Regions from separate parts of the Homo sapiens genome. Here region 2 is linked to region 1. Evidence: chromatin contacts called from ENCODE Hi-C or POLR2A ChIA-PET data. All regions are on one chromosome and are shown on one strand. Each heading gives the region's core, a stretch centred on a gene start or an enhancer-like site at or near the end of the contact. The rest is flanking DNA. Distances are from core to core; before and after follow the strand shown. Region 1 holds the start of FHOD3 (formin homology 2 domain containing 3). Region 2 overlaps FHOD3 (formin homology 2 domain containing 3).

Evidence for each region. A loop is a pair of places that touch in the nucleus more often than their neighbours do. ChIA-PET counts read pairs that join two places held with the same protein, here RNA polymerase II (POLR2A). Pooled maps may share reads with other maps.
Region 2: a map of heart right ventricle shows a loop between it and region 1 (3-fold over the local background). The contact joins the enhancer-like site here to the promoter of FHOD3 in region 1. A Hi-C loop is called at or near these places in 7 of 168 maps with a recorded cell type or tissue (Right ventricle myocardium inferior, ascending aorta, endothelial cell of hepatic sinusoid and 4 more), 3 of 37 single-sample maps with no recorded cell type and 6 of 50 pooled maps. POLR2A ChIA-PET finds 5 or more read pairs at or near these places in 7 of 52 experiments (AG04450, GM12878, H1 and 3 more).

Annotation. Positions count from the first base shown.
Region 1 is chr18:36,293,512-36,301,405 of GRCh38, reverse strand. It overlaps FHOD3 (formin homology 2 domain containing 3), which reads right to left and starts at 3,693. Exons shown (of 29, transcript NM_001281740.3): 1 at 3,406-3,693. The coding sequence starts at 3,570. RefSeq lists silencers at 3,451-3,520, 3,641-3,930 and an enhancer at 3,870-4,847.
Region 2 is chr18:36,335,691-36,343,584 of GRCh38, reverse strand. All of the region lies in intron 1 of FHOD3 (formin homology 2 domain containing 3), which reads right to left. Among named protein-coding and RNA genes, the nearest start is that of FHOD3, 42 kb to the right of the region's middle. Within about 2 kb of position 5,061, at least 2 of the 41 ENCODE cell types and tissues checked have a DNase peak (open chromatin) inside an H3K27ac peak, as active enhancers do; they include heart right ventricle, where a contact is called at or near this core.

The sequences.
Region 1 (7,894 bases), core at 2,444-4,943:
TAAAAAATGATAAAGCATAATAAGCACAATCTCTTATTTTTGCATAAGATGACAATTTTATTAAATGAACAACTTCAACTTCTAATGGAGTCAGCAGACGTGAACTAAGTTACTACATCATTAGGTTAAGAAAAGATGTCCACACTCAAGTTTCAGCCAGGAAAGGCCTGACAGGTTGTCCAGTTCAAAGGTTGCCAGCACAGGAGAATCCCTAGGAGAGCTTTAAAAATTAGGACCCTCTGAGGGGGCCTTCTCAGCGCTGCCTACACAGGTACATTTACTTTAAGAAGATTCACCCAACTGCACACTTATACCCTGTACACTTTTTTGTATATGTGACCACTTCAGTCAAAAGTTTACTCCCAGCCAGGCACGGTGGCTCACACCTGTAATCCCAGAACTTTGGGAGGCCGAGGTGGGCAGATCACTTTGAGCTCAGGAGTTTAAGACCAGCCTGGGTAACATGGTGAAACCCCATGTCTACAAAAAATAAAAAAATTAGCAAGGTGTGGTGGTGCATGCCTATAGTCCCAGCAACACAGGAGGCTGAGGTGGGAGGGATCACCTGAGCCCAGGGAGGTCAAGGTTACAGTGAGCCATGATCACACCACTGCACTCCAGCCTAGGTGACAAGAGTGAGACCCTGTCACAAAAAAGAAAGAGAAAAAAAAAAAGTTGACTCCCTCAGGGGCTTGAATGTGCAGGAGAGCTGAGAGCACTCTGAGTGTCTGCCTGTCCCACGCTCATGCTTCTCCCCTCTTTGTACCACTGAGAATGCGCTCGCTGCACAGAACTCCACTTCTTGTCAATACCAGGCTCTGTGGGACCCGGAAGAAGCACGCCCTGTGGCCCAAAAAGCCTCACTGGTGGCAGGGTCCTGGTATGATAGCTCACCCAGGTCAACAGACCCCTCAATAGCTAATTCACAGCAGAGTTGATAACTATATGTTACCACTTCTGACTATGCACTCTGTGTCAGGCCAGGAATTCTGCCTCAAGGCTTTTACTCATTTATAACATTCACCTGTCCCCAGGCCTAAAAGTGCTTGGCCCTTGAAGGTGACCGGGTGAACCCCTCCAGTTAATGGAAGAGAAGCCCGGGAGGCATGGCTTCTGTCCACAGCCATATACCTGGTTCCCAGAACAGAACAGCACCGACGCCCTGAGTCACACAGGGCTGGTTTGAATCTCAGTTCCCCACTTCTAGCACAAAAAGTGGGTCATTTAGTCACTCTCCCTCACTTTCCTCATCTCTAAAATAGGGACAATCAAAGCCCCTACCTTATGGAGCTGTGTAGTATGAAAGGAAACCATGCATTCAGAGCCTGGGTGGGGCATACACTACATGCCAAGTGCTTGAAACTCCAGCTGTTTCTATCAAGGTGGATCATCCAATTTTAAGATTCTCTGATGGAAATTAGTATCATCTTAACAATATGAATGTATACCCAGGCACATAAATGCCCTGACTTCTGCTTTACAGAACCCTCATCAATAAAGTCGGTTGCTCACTCTGCTGTAGATGGGAAAAACAATGCCAGACATCTAAATATACTGCAGGGGTCTTCGGGCAAAAGATTCTGAGACTGAGGCTGGCTGGCCCCCAAAACAAAGGTCAAGGGTCTCTGTAGAACCACTTCTGGTTCTGTTCATTCCATAAGGGACACCTTAGAAAGTTCTGCAAGCCAGTGCAACTGCTCTGCTGGGGCTTCTAGTTGGGGGTGAGGAGGGGGGCAGTGGAGGAGCATCAGGATTTTCTCCTACCAGACCAGGATCAAGACTGTGGGGCTGTTCCATGGAAACATGAAAACATACTGCAGCTCCCAGCTTGAAAGGTCAACCCATGTATATAAGGTTTGAAATCCAAGGAAACCACTTCAAGGTCACAGGGCCACAATTATGAGCCTTTGGTGGTTTCAACAAAAGATCACTGTAATCAGAGACCGTAGTGGCCTGAATAATCATGATGTAGAAGAAGCTCTTTGAAAACTTTTCACTGAATCAACTAATTGAGAAGAACCAAATAATTTACAAAAGTGATTCTGATCAGCTGAATCCAGAATACATCACTCTGGATGATGACGACCCTCTGTCTCCCAATCAAATGTGCTTTTGTGGCCAGAGAGGTTTCCACGACTGTATCCGTCCTGAACCAACCAGGAGAGAATGAGATGGAAATGCCCCATTCCTTATTCCTGAAAACGTTACTAACTAAGTAGAGGAGGAAAGCACTGATACATTAATAGAGAGGAAACTACCACTGCTAAAGTCCACCAGTTTCCTCACACAACCAACCTCCTCCTCTACTTGCAAAGCAGGTCAACATCATACAGAAATCCGAGGTTTTTTTTTAAATCAATTTTGTTCTTTTGGGCATCAACGCTTATCTCTTCCAAATATGTGTTAATGTCGACCCTCAAGAAATAAATCATCTCCAAGCTTTGATATGAATCCTAGGCAGAAAAAATACTGGGAAGGTAATTTTGCAAGCTGCATTCAATCTGTCTAAGTGAGAGTAAGGGTTTTCCTAGGTAACGAAATGATTAGCTTTCAATACCCACCTCTTTGCAACAAATGCTTTGCAAGAGGCCTATCCTCCTGCAAAAGGTTTTATTTAAATAAAAATAACAAATAAAAAAAAAAAAACCTCTCTAACGGGTAGACTGAGCAGCCATTCTTCCCAGGGGACACTCATTTCGGGCTGCCAAGCTGAGGCTTTGTGAGCGCGCCGCCCCTCCGCGCCCCCGCCCCTCCTCCCACAGCGACTGCTCCTCCGAGGTTCCCAAGGCCACCTGCTTCTCAGAAGAAAAGGGGGATACCCTGAGCGCTATCGCAGTGTGCGGCCGGCGTCCCCGGCGGCGCCCCCGGGGGAAGGAGGAGGCGGTGTCGCCGGGAAGCGTGCTTTGTCGCGAGGGTCGCGTGGCCGCCCGCAGCGGCCCCAGAGGCCTGAGGGAGGTTTTGTCCCGGCCGTCGCTCAGAGCTCTCCTCTCCAAGGGACCTGAGTCTCGCGGCGCTCCGCTTCTTCCCGCGCCCCGCTTGGTGCCCGCCCGAGTGCCGAGGCCGACTGCCCGCGTCCTAGCCCCACCCCGCCCACCCGGCCGAGCTAACGGCGCGGCTCGGGGGAGCCTTCTCCATCCCGCCTCGGACCGGCTCGGCACCTGCTCTGCCACGCCCGCCCCCGGCTCTAGCTGTTCCTTCCCGCCCGCCCCGGAGGGTCCTGCGCCAACCAGCGGGTGCCTCGAGCCCTTCTGTCTAACGGGGAGGGGGATTTGCCCTCGAGCGATGGTCCCCCCGGGCCGCGCCCAGCCCAGCCCAGGGGGCCCACGAAGCCCCGGGACCCACCCCGGCGCGCACCGCGGCAGGGGGCTGAGTCCAGGGGGCCCAGCCCACCCCGCCGGGTCGTACCTTGTGCGGCGCCTGCAGCAGCCTATGGACCCCCGCCAGCTGGGTGCCGAGCGCGAGGTCCTCGCGGAACGTGAACAGCGGCGGCCGGCTGGGCTCGGGGAAGTTGGTGCTGTTGAAAGGGTCCGTGTCGTCCAAGAACTGCACCCGGCAAGCCAGCGTGGCCATGATGCATCCCTGCCGCGGGGGCGCGGGCCCCGGGGTTAGCGGGGCCGCGGGCCGGGACGCCCGGGTAGCTGCGCGCAGGGGAGGCCGCAGCCGCAGCTCGCTGGCTCGCGGACTCGCAGGCTCAGGCGCGCCGGGCTGCAGCCCGGGCTCCGGCCGCGGGGGGCGGGGCGGGGGCGGGGCCGGCGGGCCCCCTCCTTCCCCTCTCCCTCCGGCTCCTCCCCTCCTCCGGGTCCTCTACCCCCGGCCGGGCTGCCCCGAACGACCGGACCGCAGCCGGGAAAGTGCAAAGGAGACGGCTCGCGCGGCATCCGCAGCCCTGCGCCAAAGGCCGGCGGCGGAGGCGGGGCGGGGAGGCCGGGCGGCCGGACTCTGCTGCACGTGCGCCCCGCGGCCCAGGGCCGAGCTGCACCCCTCGGAGCCTGGAGGACCGAGTTGGGGAGTTGGGGGGTTGGGGGACGGGGAGACAGGCGGCCTTCTGACTTCTTCCCCACCCGGAGAAGGCTTAAGCCTTTCCAGATGAAGGCGGCGGCGGCCGGCTTCTGCTGCCCAGATTTGGAATACCCCGGCAGGGCACCAGGTGGCCAGGGAGCCGGCTTCGGCAGCAAGAGGGGTGGTGGCAGTGACCGGGAGCCCCACCTAAGGGTACGGGGAGGTTTCCCTTAGGGACAAAGAAGCTAAGAAAGAGGAGGGTGCGCCAGGGAACCCAGGCCGCTTTTAGGGCACAAGCCTAGAGTCGAGAGGCGTGGGGGCTGCGAGGCTTCGCTGCGGGACTCCAGCGCCGGGCCTGGACCCCGGGGCTCCCGGCGGATGCTGGTTAAACCTCTGCATCACCACGGCCTCTCCCCAGTTAGGCCGCCGAAAGCCCTAATTGGACCTTGTGGGGCCGCGGGGGCTTGGGGAGGTGGGAGCCCTTCTGGCAAGGTTCCCGAATTGCAGAGAGCCGGGGATGCCCTGGTAACCGAGGGACTGGGAAGGAAGGTTTGCGTCCTGCCCGCCCCTGCCAGGCGGGAGCGGCAAGACTCGGCGCTGCCTCCCACCGCTCTCCTCGCTGCTCACGGGCGACCCCCTTCGTTTTCAAGAAAAATTCACGGTTCTCCCTATTCCCAGGCCACAGCCAAGTTCCTGGTTCCTCCCCCCTTATATAGATCGCCCTCATAACACCCAGTCTCTCTTAACATCCGAGTGTTTTCAAGGCGACTCTATAACGCGTCTATCTCCCTTTCCTCTGGTTTCAAGGGAAAAGAAACCCTTATCCCTATTTAGCAGCCTCACCCACATCTTTAACCTCTCCCTCTCCGTGATCTCCCTCCCTGCCACACATACACACTTATGCCTGATCTTAAAATAATAATTCCACGACACTTCCGCTCCTTCCAGACGAACTTCTAGCTCTACTTTCTTTGTTATTTAACTCTTTGAATGAATCCTCTAGATTAGCCGTCCCCAATCTTTTTGGCACCAGGGACCGGTTTTGTGGAAGACGATTTTTCCACGGACAGTGGTGGGGTGGGGGTGGGGGGCGTTTGGGGGAGGAAGGGCAGATGGTTTCAGAATGAAACTGTTCCACCTCAGATCATCAAGAATTAGATTCTCATACGAGCGCGCTACCTAGATCCCTCGCATGCGCAGTTCAGAATAGGGCTCTCTCTGGCATGAGAATCTAATGCCTCCGCTGATCTGACAGGAGGCGGAGCTCAGGCGGTAATGCTCGCTCACTGGCCGCTCACCTGCTGTGTGGCCCGGTTCCTAACAGGCTACGGACCAGTACCGGTCTGCGGCCGCGGGGTTAGGGACCCCTGATCTAGACTGGATCTCCACCAACTTCCGCATCTCCTCACAGCCAGAATACTAAACGCACGAATTCTTCCCCTCTGAGATGGGCCGCCTGCACTTCCACCTTCACGTCCACCTCCCTCCTCACTGAGAGAGCCCTCCAGTCCTGGCCACCTCATTTCCTATCACTTTTCCAACCCGGATCCCAGCCCATCCTCTCAGGGGCCTCCTCTCCACACCCCTCCTTCAGTCCCACCTGTCCTTTGGGTACCTGGCTTGCTTCTGCCCCATCTACCAAGTGCCTGCTGCTAGTGGGACCACTCAGTGCCCCACTTCCACCCCAAAGCCCCTCAGCCTCTTACTCCACTGATGCTGCTGCAAGCTTCTGCCCCTTTCCTCGACTCAGAAATTAGTCAATAAGGTAAATAATTTCTCCAGAATGACTTCTAGCACCCTCTCCTCTTCATCTTTCATCTTATTTTCCATCTCCTCTCCATCTTCCATCTCCCACTTCTCAGAAGGTGACCAAAGTCATACTTTTCCTCCCATTCAAGGCTCTGCCCCCACCTGGACCCTGGGTCCCTTTCATCCCACTTGCTCTTGCCTGGGGCTCTATCACTGATCCACTCACTTCCACCTTCCTCCCCTGGCCCCTTACCCTGAGAACCAGGGCCTGCTTCCTGATGTGCAACTCTTGAAGCCACACAGGGCTCTGCACTTTAAAGGGTCCCAAATTGGTTTAATGTTTAGCTGTTGTTGTCTTGAATTTTTTAAATACTTTTTTAAGGAGTCCCGGCATTTTAGTTGTGCACTGGGCCCCATAAGTTATGTACTCAATCCTAATGAGAATAAATACTCAAGTGTTTTCCATCTTAAAAGCTGCATCTTTATGAAGCCCACTTCTCACTCTAGCTCCCTGGCTTATCTCATCATCACTTCCTAACCAACTTCTGAGAGAGAGCCATATTCATTTCTTAGCATCCTCATCACCTTTTCTCCATACCCCATGACATCTGGAAGGAAACCCCTTCCTGCCATTCTAAGATCATCAATGCCAGCCTAATTTTCTTACCTGGAGGACACCTTGGCCCTGCTACCCACTTTCTTGGCAGCATCTGTCACCATGGCACCATGGAAGATTCTTTTCTCAGACTCTTACCCCCTCAGCTCAATAGCTCTACCCACTGTAGGTTCTCCTCCTCCTTTGACAGCTCCTTCTCAAGTCTTTCTGGGCTTCATCCTCCTCTTGGTCCTGTTCACATTTCCTCTAGATTTTCCTGGCTTCAACCGTCCTCAACCTGCATGCATCCAACTCTATACTCACAGAGGAGTCCCTCTCCTCCCTTCTAGGCTCTGATTTTCACTGGGCAACTAAACATCCCTATCCTGGTTACCACATCATACTCAATTACACATTCAACCCAACACCCCAACCTGGCTGCCCATCCAGAAACTCTTCCACAAGGTTGCCGTCTGCCAGACTGCTTTACCTGCCTGTCTGCTGATTCCAATGCTCTCCAAGCCCTTGGAGCATAGAACACCAGAGCTATGGTTACTGTTAATTTATTGTCTGTGTTGTCACTAAAGAAAAAGCTCCTCTGGGCAACAACCATGCCATATTCAACTCTACGCCTACCACAGAGAAGACACACAATAAATGTCTAATGAATGTATCAACATCAAAGTCATCTTTGACTCCTGCATCTTGCGTTGGTCACTATGACTTGTTACTGAATCAGCCTCTAAAATATTTCTCAATTCTTCCCTTCTCTCTAGCCCTCACTTTCTATGCTAGTCTTCTAATGACTTCCCCAGACTTGCATCCTGCATTTGGTCTTCCACTGGCTTCCCCAGAGCCAGTGATCATTCTAAGATGTGTGTTTGACATATTACACCACAGGGTAAAATCCTTACATTCCAAACCCCTTAGCACAACTCACAAAGCCCTCTAAGACCTGCCTCAGTCTACCACTCCAGGCATATGGTTGGTCATTCCCAGCTTCACAGCCTGCTTTCAAGCCATGCCAAACTTATTACTCTTTCCCAGACATGCTGAGCTTTCTCATGGTGAGCATCTAAACCTAGAATGCTCTTGCCTATCTAGTCAGTCAGCTGAACCCACTTATCCTTCAATTCTCATTTCTAATGTCAACTCTTCTGGAGAGACATCTCCAACTCTACCCCAAACAAGGATTGTCTGTCTTTCTTCTGTGGTCTCAAATTACATATGCCCTTACTGTAGCACTTTTCATGTTACATTGTAAATGTATGCTTGTATATGCCTACTCCACTAACTATAAGATTTTCAGGATTGGAATTTGCCTTATTAAATTTTAATCTGAAAACTTCAGTGACTGGCACCTAAAATGAAACCTTCAGACTTTTTAATTATATAGGCTATCCTTAATTCTTTTAAGGATTTTTGCCTTGGCAAAAATTTACTAATTACTAATATTTTTTCCTCTAACAGCCAATTTTTTTCTCAGCCTAATTTTTAAATTATTTCTTTTTAGTAATGTAATGATTTATCTTAATTTAAAAGGCCAAGAGT
Region 2 (7,894 bases), core at 3,812-6,311, 41 kb before region 1:
GCATGGAAAAAATATGGGTAAGAACTCACTCTCCCCCAACCATGGGCATTAATCTGTTCATGAGGGATGTATCCCCATGACCCAAACACCTCCCATTATGCCCACCCTCAACACTAGGAATCAAATTTTGACATGAGATTTGGAGGGGACAACATCCAAACTATAGCAGTGGTCTTTTGTGACTGGTTTCTTTCACTAAGCATAATGTTTTATGGGCTTCATCTATGCTGTAGCATTTATTGGTATTTCATTCCCTTTATTGATGAATAATATTTGATAGCATGGATATATCACATTTTATTTATCCATTCCTCAGTTGATGGACATTTGGATTGTTTCCACTTTTTGGCTACTATGAATAATACTACTATAACATTTGTCTGTGTACAAGTTTTTATGTAGACATATGCTTTCACCTCTCTTGGGTATATACCTAGGAGTAGAATTGCTGGGTCATTAACATTTTAAGAAAATGTCAGACCGTCTTCCAAAGTGGCTGTATCATTTTACATTCCCACCAGCAATGTTTGAAGTTTCCAATTTCTCTACAATCTCACCAACACTAGTTGTTGTTTGCCCTTTTTATTATGGCAATCCTAATAAATGTGAAATGATATCCTATGCTTTTGATTTGCATTTTCCTGATGGCTAATGGTTTTGATCATCTTGTCATGTATTTACTGGGCATGTATATATCTTTTCTGGAGAAACAGCTATTAAAATCCTTTGCCCATTTTAAAATTGTGCTATTGGTCTTTGTTGTTCAGTTGTAAGAGCTTCTTATTTATTCTAATACAAGTCTTCTATCGGATATGTGATTTGCAAAAATCTTCTCCCATTGCATGGATTGTTTTTGACTTTCTGATGATGCCCTTTGAGGCACAGAAGTTTTTAACTTTGATAAAGTACAATTTACCTATTTTCTCTTGTTCTTTGTGCTTTTAGTGTCATATCACCTTCATTTTGAAGGACGTTTTGCTAGATAAAGAATGCTACATTAGTAGTTATTTTCCTGGAGTATTCTAAAACTGTTATTCCATTGCTTTCTAGCTTACATCATTTTGGTTTAAACATCAGCTAAGTCTGATATATCTCTTCTGAAGATAATCTATTTTTCTCTAGCTGCATTTAATACTTTCATTGCCTTTAATTCCCATGAGTTTTAATATAATGTGCTTGCATGCAGATTACCTTGTAATTATCCTATCTAGTATTCACAGCACTTCTTGAACTTAAAGTTTGGTGTCATTTGTTGATTTTAGAAAATTGGCCATTAACTCTTCAAATATTTCTGCTGTCCATTCTCCTTCTTTTCCCATTCTGTTATTTTAATACATATATTTTAGACCCATGACTCATATGCTTCTTATGCTCCTTTCTGCATTTTCCATTTTCTGCTCTTCACAAATTGGTCTTAATATCTTCTACTGACCTATATTCCAGATCATTAATTCTCCCTCCATCTGTGTCTAATTTTCTGTTGAACCATTTACTCCATACTTTTTTTGTATTTGTCATTTCTAAAATTTCCATTTGATTATTTATATTGTATTTCTCTATTTTGTTTTGTTAAAATTCCTTATCTTAATCTATTTTCTAGTATGTATTTATCACAATTGTTTCAGAGATTATATCTGATCATTCTGTTATCTGGATCACATAGATGTTTCTGTGGCCTTTTTTTCTTGGTCATGACTCTGGATATATCGAATAAATCTTTATTGAATGTAGTCATTGTTCATTAAAACATTTAGAGGTCCTGGATAATGTTTTCCTTCAGAGAGGATTTTCCTTAGCTTCTTGCAAGCCATAGGAACAGATCTCCTTAATCCAAACAAGGATTAAACTCACTCGAAACTGGATTTCAGTGTTTGTATGGCCTATTATGTGTGTGGTTAGCCCTTATTTCAATAGTGTAATCTTTAGGGGTCCCAATGAATGCCTGGAATGTTGAACAGAATCAGTCTATCTTGGTAAGACCCCATCTCCATTTTTTTCTCCCCAGCAGAATGAAACTACTATTAGCTCTGCTTAACTTCTCAGCCTCCTCACTTTCTACTTGCCTTCATAGACCCTGCACCTGCCGCTCATGAACAGGTAAATACATCAAGATGAAAAGCAACTTAGAATATCAGACTTAATGAGTCTGACCTCACTGAGTCTCCTTTTTTTCTGGGGTCTTGGCCACCTTGGTAGTTCTCCAGAGCCTTCAAACAAATGTTTTTGGTCCTCTGGCTAGCTTCTCCACTGTTCTGGGTAGAATATTGGTCTGCTACAAGCTAGTTCATTATAGCCAAAAGCAGAAGCCCAAACATCTAACTTTTAATAGCTAAAAATATTTACTATTCAATTAACACAAGTTAACATGAATTATTTAATCTTCACTCAAGCCTATGAGGATGGCACTATTATTATTTCATCTTTAATTGATATAAATCTGTAGCACAAGCTCACAGAACACTGTAATTTGGCCAAATAACTTGCCTAAGATTGACACAATTAGTAGCAACTGAACCTAAACGACCTGGCTCATGAGACATTGTTCTTAGCTGCTGCGCAAGAGAATACAAGGAAGAGGAAGAAAGGAAGGCAAAGGACTAAGTCCTCAGCAAACAACATTTAGAGGCTGCATCAAAGAAAAGGAGACTGGCCGGGCGCGGTGGCTCACGCCTGTAATCCCAGCACTTTGGGAGACCGAGGCAGACGGATCATGAGGCCAGGAGATCGAGACCATCCTGGCTAACACGGTGAAACCCTGTCTCTACTAAAAATACAAAAAAATTAGCCGGGCGTGGTGGTGGGGGCCTGTAGTCCCAGCTACTCGGGAGGCTGAGGCAGGAGAATGGCATGAACCCGGAAGGCGGAGCTTGCAGTGAGCCGAGATCGTGACACTGCACTCCAGCCTGGGTGACAGAGCAAGATTCTGTCTGAAAAAAAAGAAAAAAAAAGAAAAGGAGACTGAGCAGCAGCAGCCAGAGAGAACCAGAGGGAAAAAAAAAAAACAAGAGAAAGCCGTCATACAAACCAAGGGAAGAGTGCTTCAAGTAGAACATGGTCAACTGGAAAATGTGATGAGAGGTCAAGTGAGACACAGACTATAACATCTGGAATAATTAGGCCTAGTGTTACCAGCTGCTCAACCTTCAAACAATAAAAACCTTTGCCAAGATATGTATGCTCCAATCCCCACCTCCTAGTCTTCTGCAAACATTCACAGAGCACACAGCGGGTCCCAAGCGTATCCTGCTTATTTATTATTATCCTGCCTAACAAAGTGAGGCAGTGCAAATCACTCCTAGGTGGCTAAACTACATAACCAAATTCACGCACTTAAAAATTGAACAATTATTGGATAAACCACATAAATAGGATAACTCTTACTGATTCTCTTTAAATCATCAAAGCTCTTGCATAAAGCTTTCAAGGACTTTTAATATGTTATTGCTTTATATTTAAAAATCCCTGTTGTTCACATTCGTTCAAACAAGAATACTACAATGTATAAAGAAACTAAACATATGAAAGACTTTCAGTGTTATCAGAATGAAGAATTGGTGAAAGGGAGAGAAAGCAAAAACCTAGGGGAAGGGGTGCATTATTTCATTAATGTGAGCCACCAATAAAGTAGATCCAATAAGAACAGGGTTTATGCATAGGGTCACTCAGACCAGCTACATAATTTGTAGCATAAACCAAAAATGTGGGGCCTAATGTTCAAAAAGCAGGAAAAAAATCATTCTCCTTCCATCAGCAGTCTCTTTTGACCTCCCATGGTGTTTTTTAAAATCAGCTATTTACTATTGTACTTTCTCAGGCACGGGGATACTCACTGGACATATGTAGAGTTTCACAGGTGTCCACAGCCCCAGCCCCACCACTCTGCACATGAAGAACATGCCCAACCCCAACTCTCTCTGCACCTGCACCCAGGCCCCTGCTGGGCAAAGAGCAGCAGAAGTCCCTGGGCGGGGTGAGGAGTGGGCAGCAGACCACCCACCACAGGGAAGTAGGGAGGCAGAAGCGCCAAGCCCCTAGCACCTGCTCCACTGTCCCGTTGGCCTTTGCTTAAAAGACACAACTTCAAAAATAAAATTAAGAATTTCAGGACTATAGCCACATAGCATTAAATTCCAAGTGCAGAGCCCCCTTCTGCATATGGGGCCCTGTGCAACTACACTCGTTACACACCCATGGAGTCGGTCCTAGGGCAGGCCACCACTCAACACTTCCTGTTGGGTTCTGGGCTATGAGCCCGAAGCAGCCAGTTGGCTGCTGCCTGCCCTCATCTGCTTGCATTCCTGGATGGTGGGGCCCATAGAACATGACTTGGAATCACAAGACCCTACTGCCCAGTGCCCTTGCCATCCCTCCATCAACCTCCTGGGAGCATTCAAAGTGCAGATTCCTGGAACATACCCCAATATCCTAATTCTGTGAGTCTGAGCAGGTGGGGCCCGGGACATGGCACATTTCCTACCACCCACAGGTGATCTGATGCAGGAACCTGGGGCCCCACCCTGAGAAAAGGTGACAGAGACACCACCACTTCATCTCCCCTGGGCAGGGGGAGAGCAGAAGTCTCAGGCTGGGCTGAAAACCAAGAGCAGAAACTCAGGAATCCCAATCTGTTCAGAACTTCCCCTCTGTAGCCAGTGCCCGGCTCTCCTTCCTACTTTGTCACATTTATCCACACGGCACCCTTCAGGCTAAGTGAGTATATCCTGGGGTCTAAGGGTAGGCCCACTGAGATCCAGGGAAAACACACAAATGGGCCAAGAATCTAGCTCCACCTGGCATCTGTGATACGAAGGCCCAGGAGCAGAAGCCACACCTCAGGGAAGTCCAGCTGGCTGTGACTGCGGACTTCTAGGAAAAGCTTTTAAGAATACTAGAGGGTGAGCTGCCTGCTGGCCAGGAAAACCCAGAACTCACGAGTCATTCCATAGCATCCCCCAGAAAACAGCCCTTAAGGGATAAAGAAATCCAGCCTCAGAGCCAAGCTGGCAGCAGAATATTGGGCCAGCCTGTTATCTATCACAGCTGTGAAATGATGGGGCCTGCAGGACATCATGGTTCTGCAACTGGCAGAACACTGCCACACTCGGTGTGACCCACATGGCGTTTTAGAATACTTTTGGTTAGCTGCCAATAGTTAAAAGTAAAGGCACGGTACATAAAAAGCCAGGTTTCCAGCTTCTCTTGAAGGTTGGAAACATCCAGAAACCCTGGGCTGTCCTTTACAGCAGCCCCAGGGAGGCTGAGCTGAGCAGTACTGCCCTCCATTCCAAGCACAGGCTACCAAGTATCCAGAGCCACCTGCCTGCCTAGCTCATTTCTGCTACATATCTGGACCCTGGTTCACGTGACACAAAGATCTTTTTCCTCAGATGCAATATGATTAAATGTGCAGTTTCTTCATTTAGTTTCAACTGTACATAACACTAATGTTCTCTACCTGCCACATTCTCAATAACCAGAGGATTTCAAGGTCAGCAGCATGAAACCAGCAGTGTAATTGACTCTACTCCGTTCCCTTAGTAATTCATTAACTCTGTGACCAGACAGCCCTGGTTTAGTGATCAGCTGAAACCCCTCAACCAAACACCTCTACTTGTTGAGGGCTGTGCTGCCTTTAAGATCCTCAGAGTCCCAGATACCCAAGTCAGCATCCGCTGCCTCCCCTCTGTTTCCTCCATTCTGTCTCCAGAACAAACAGAAAGCCCCACTGTGAGATGCCTGAGATGCAGATTACGGGAGTCCTGTTCAGCAGTGATGCCTCCCCCAACCTGGCATCACAAAGTATAGGGTTGGTGTGAGCTATAATTAAAGACTGGTCCCTGTACTCCCTGCCACAACTTTTAAAATCCAATTTTAAAATCCACAGGCATCCATGTATTTCTAAATTACAACTTGTGCACTTTTAATCGGAAGAGAAAAAAAGAAAGAAAAAAACACAAGCATGGTCCTTGCTCATGAGCAGAGGACCACAAGTCTTTAGGACTTGTCTCCCCTGGAGCTCCAGGATGCTGAAGGATGGCCCTTCCAAAGAGCCACATGCAGGGGACAGCAAAAGTGAAACGCTGCCATTTGTAATGTCACATGCCCCAAGTAAATATTCCCTAAAAACCTCCACACATATTGTCATCTTCAGTTTGTGTTTGAGAAAGGTTTGGAGAGGAAAAGTCCACTCCTCTTCCAGGATTATTCACGTTATATACCAGCCCAGTGCAGGGCTATCACTGTGACCAGGTCTGGTGTGTTTGGGGATCGTATTCACTGTGCAGGAAGTACATTTCTATAACAAAAAATACAAATGGTCAGTACAGACTCTGGGAATGTTCCAAGTTAGCTCATTTGTGAGTCTGGAGAATCTGACCTTTAATATAAAAATTAACTTTTTTTTTTTTTTTTTTGAGACAGAGTCTCACTCTTTCACCCAGGCTGGAGTGCAGTGGCACAATCTCAGCTCACTGCAACCTCCACCTCCCAGGTTCAAACAATTCTCTGCCTCAGCCTCCCGAGTAACTAGGACTACAGGAATGTACCACCACGCCCATCTGATTTTTATATTTTTTGTAGAGATGAGGTTTCGCCATGTTGGCCAGGCTGGTCTCAAACTCCTGGCCTCAAGTAGATCCACTCACTTTGGCCTCCCAAAGTGCTGGGATTACAGGTGTGAGCCACCGTGCTCGACATAGAAATTAATTTCCTTTTTTTTTTTTTTTTTTTTTTTTTTGAGACGGAGTTTCACTCTTGTTGCCCAGGCTGGAGTGCAATGGCACAATCTTGGCTCACTGCAACTCCACCTCCCAGGTTCAAGCAATTCTCCTGCCTCAGCCTCCCAAGTAGCTGGGATTACAGGTGCATGTCACCACATCTGGATAATTTTTTTTTTTTTTTTTGTATTTTTAGCAGAAACAGGGTTTCACCATGTTGGCCAGGCTGGCCTCGAACTCCTGATCTCAGGTGATCTGCCCGCCTCGGACTCCCAAAGTGCTGGGATTACAGGCTTGAGCCACTGCGTTCAGCCAAAATTAATTTTCAATCTAAGGTTGCTGAGGATGGTCAATGAACATTTTAAACATAGTCTATTTTCTAGTGAGAATCCACTGTGAAATGTGAATTCACAGATTACCATCTATGAGATTAAGATCTGTCATCAGTCACCATCTTATTGGGATCTAGAGATACTCTACAGCTAAAATGCATACTATAATGATGGCTTTTAAAATGTCAAAATCAAAATTTTCTTCAGGCCCCAGAAATGGTCCAAGTGCTTTTGGTCACAGGCAGTGACACGTTTGTGACAGGACTCAACTCAGGTTCCTTTCCGGTTCAGCATTCAAGGTGAAGGGACTTGAGATTTTCTGGAAAACAATTCATACCCATCATCCTCATAGAGGTGCACACATGAGCACCACCGCCTGCTTATTTTACAATTTGCCTAAACATGCAGTTTCTTACGGCCACCACACGGTTTGGTTTTAGACAGAGAGTAATCCTTCCCAGATGTTGATGAGAAATGCTCTGGCCAAGCAGACACTGCAGCACCAGATGTGTGTGGTGTAAGAACACGTTGTATGTCCTAAAAGGTTGCCACAACGTTCATGCTGTTCTCCCAGCGAGATGCCCGTGCCGTCATGTGCATGAGTATAACCCGGTTTTCACACAGCCTCATGCACCCTCATGGAAGGTAATGGCTGAACAGGCAGGAACCATTCAGGCTTTAGTTCCTCTGTGCCTACTGTTCAGAGCCACCCCTGTCTAGCAACAGAGGCACGTGAGGAGCACAGCACAGGGGCACCCAAGTTTCTGCACACTTGGAGGCCAGGAACAGAGATGTGGCAGCAGCATCCGTATGAGGCAAGCTGGACACTTCCTCCAGGCAGCAAAG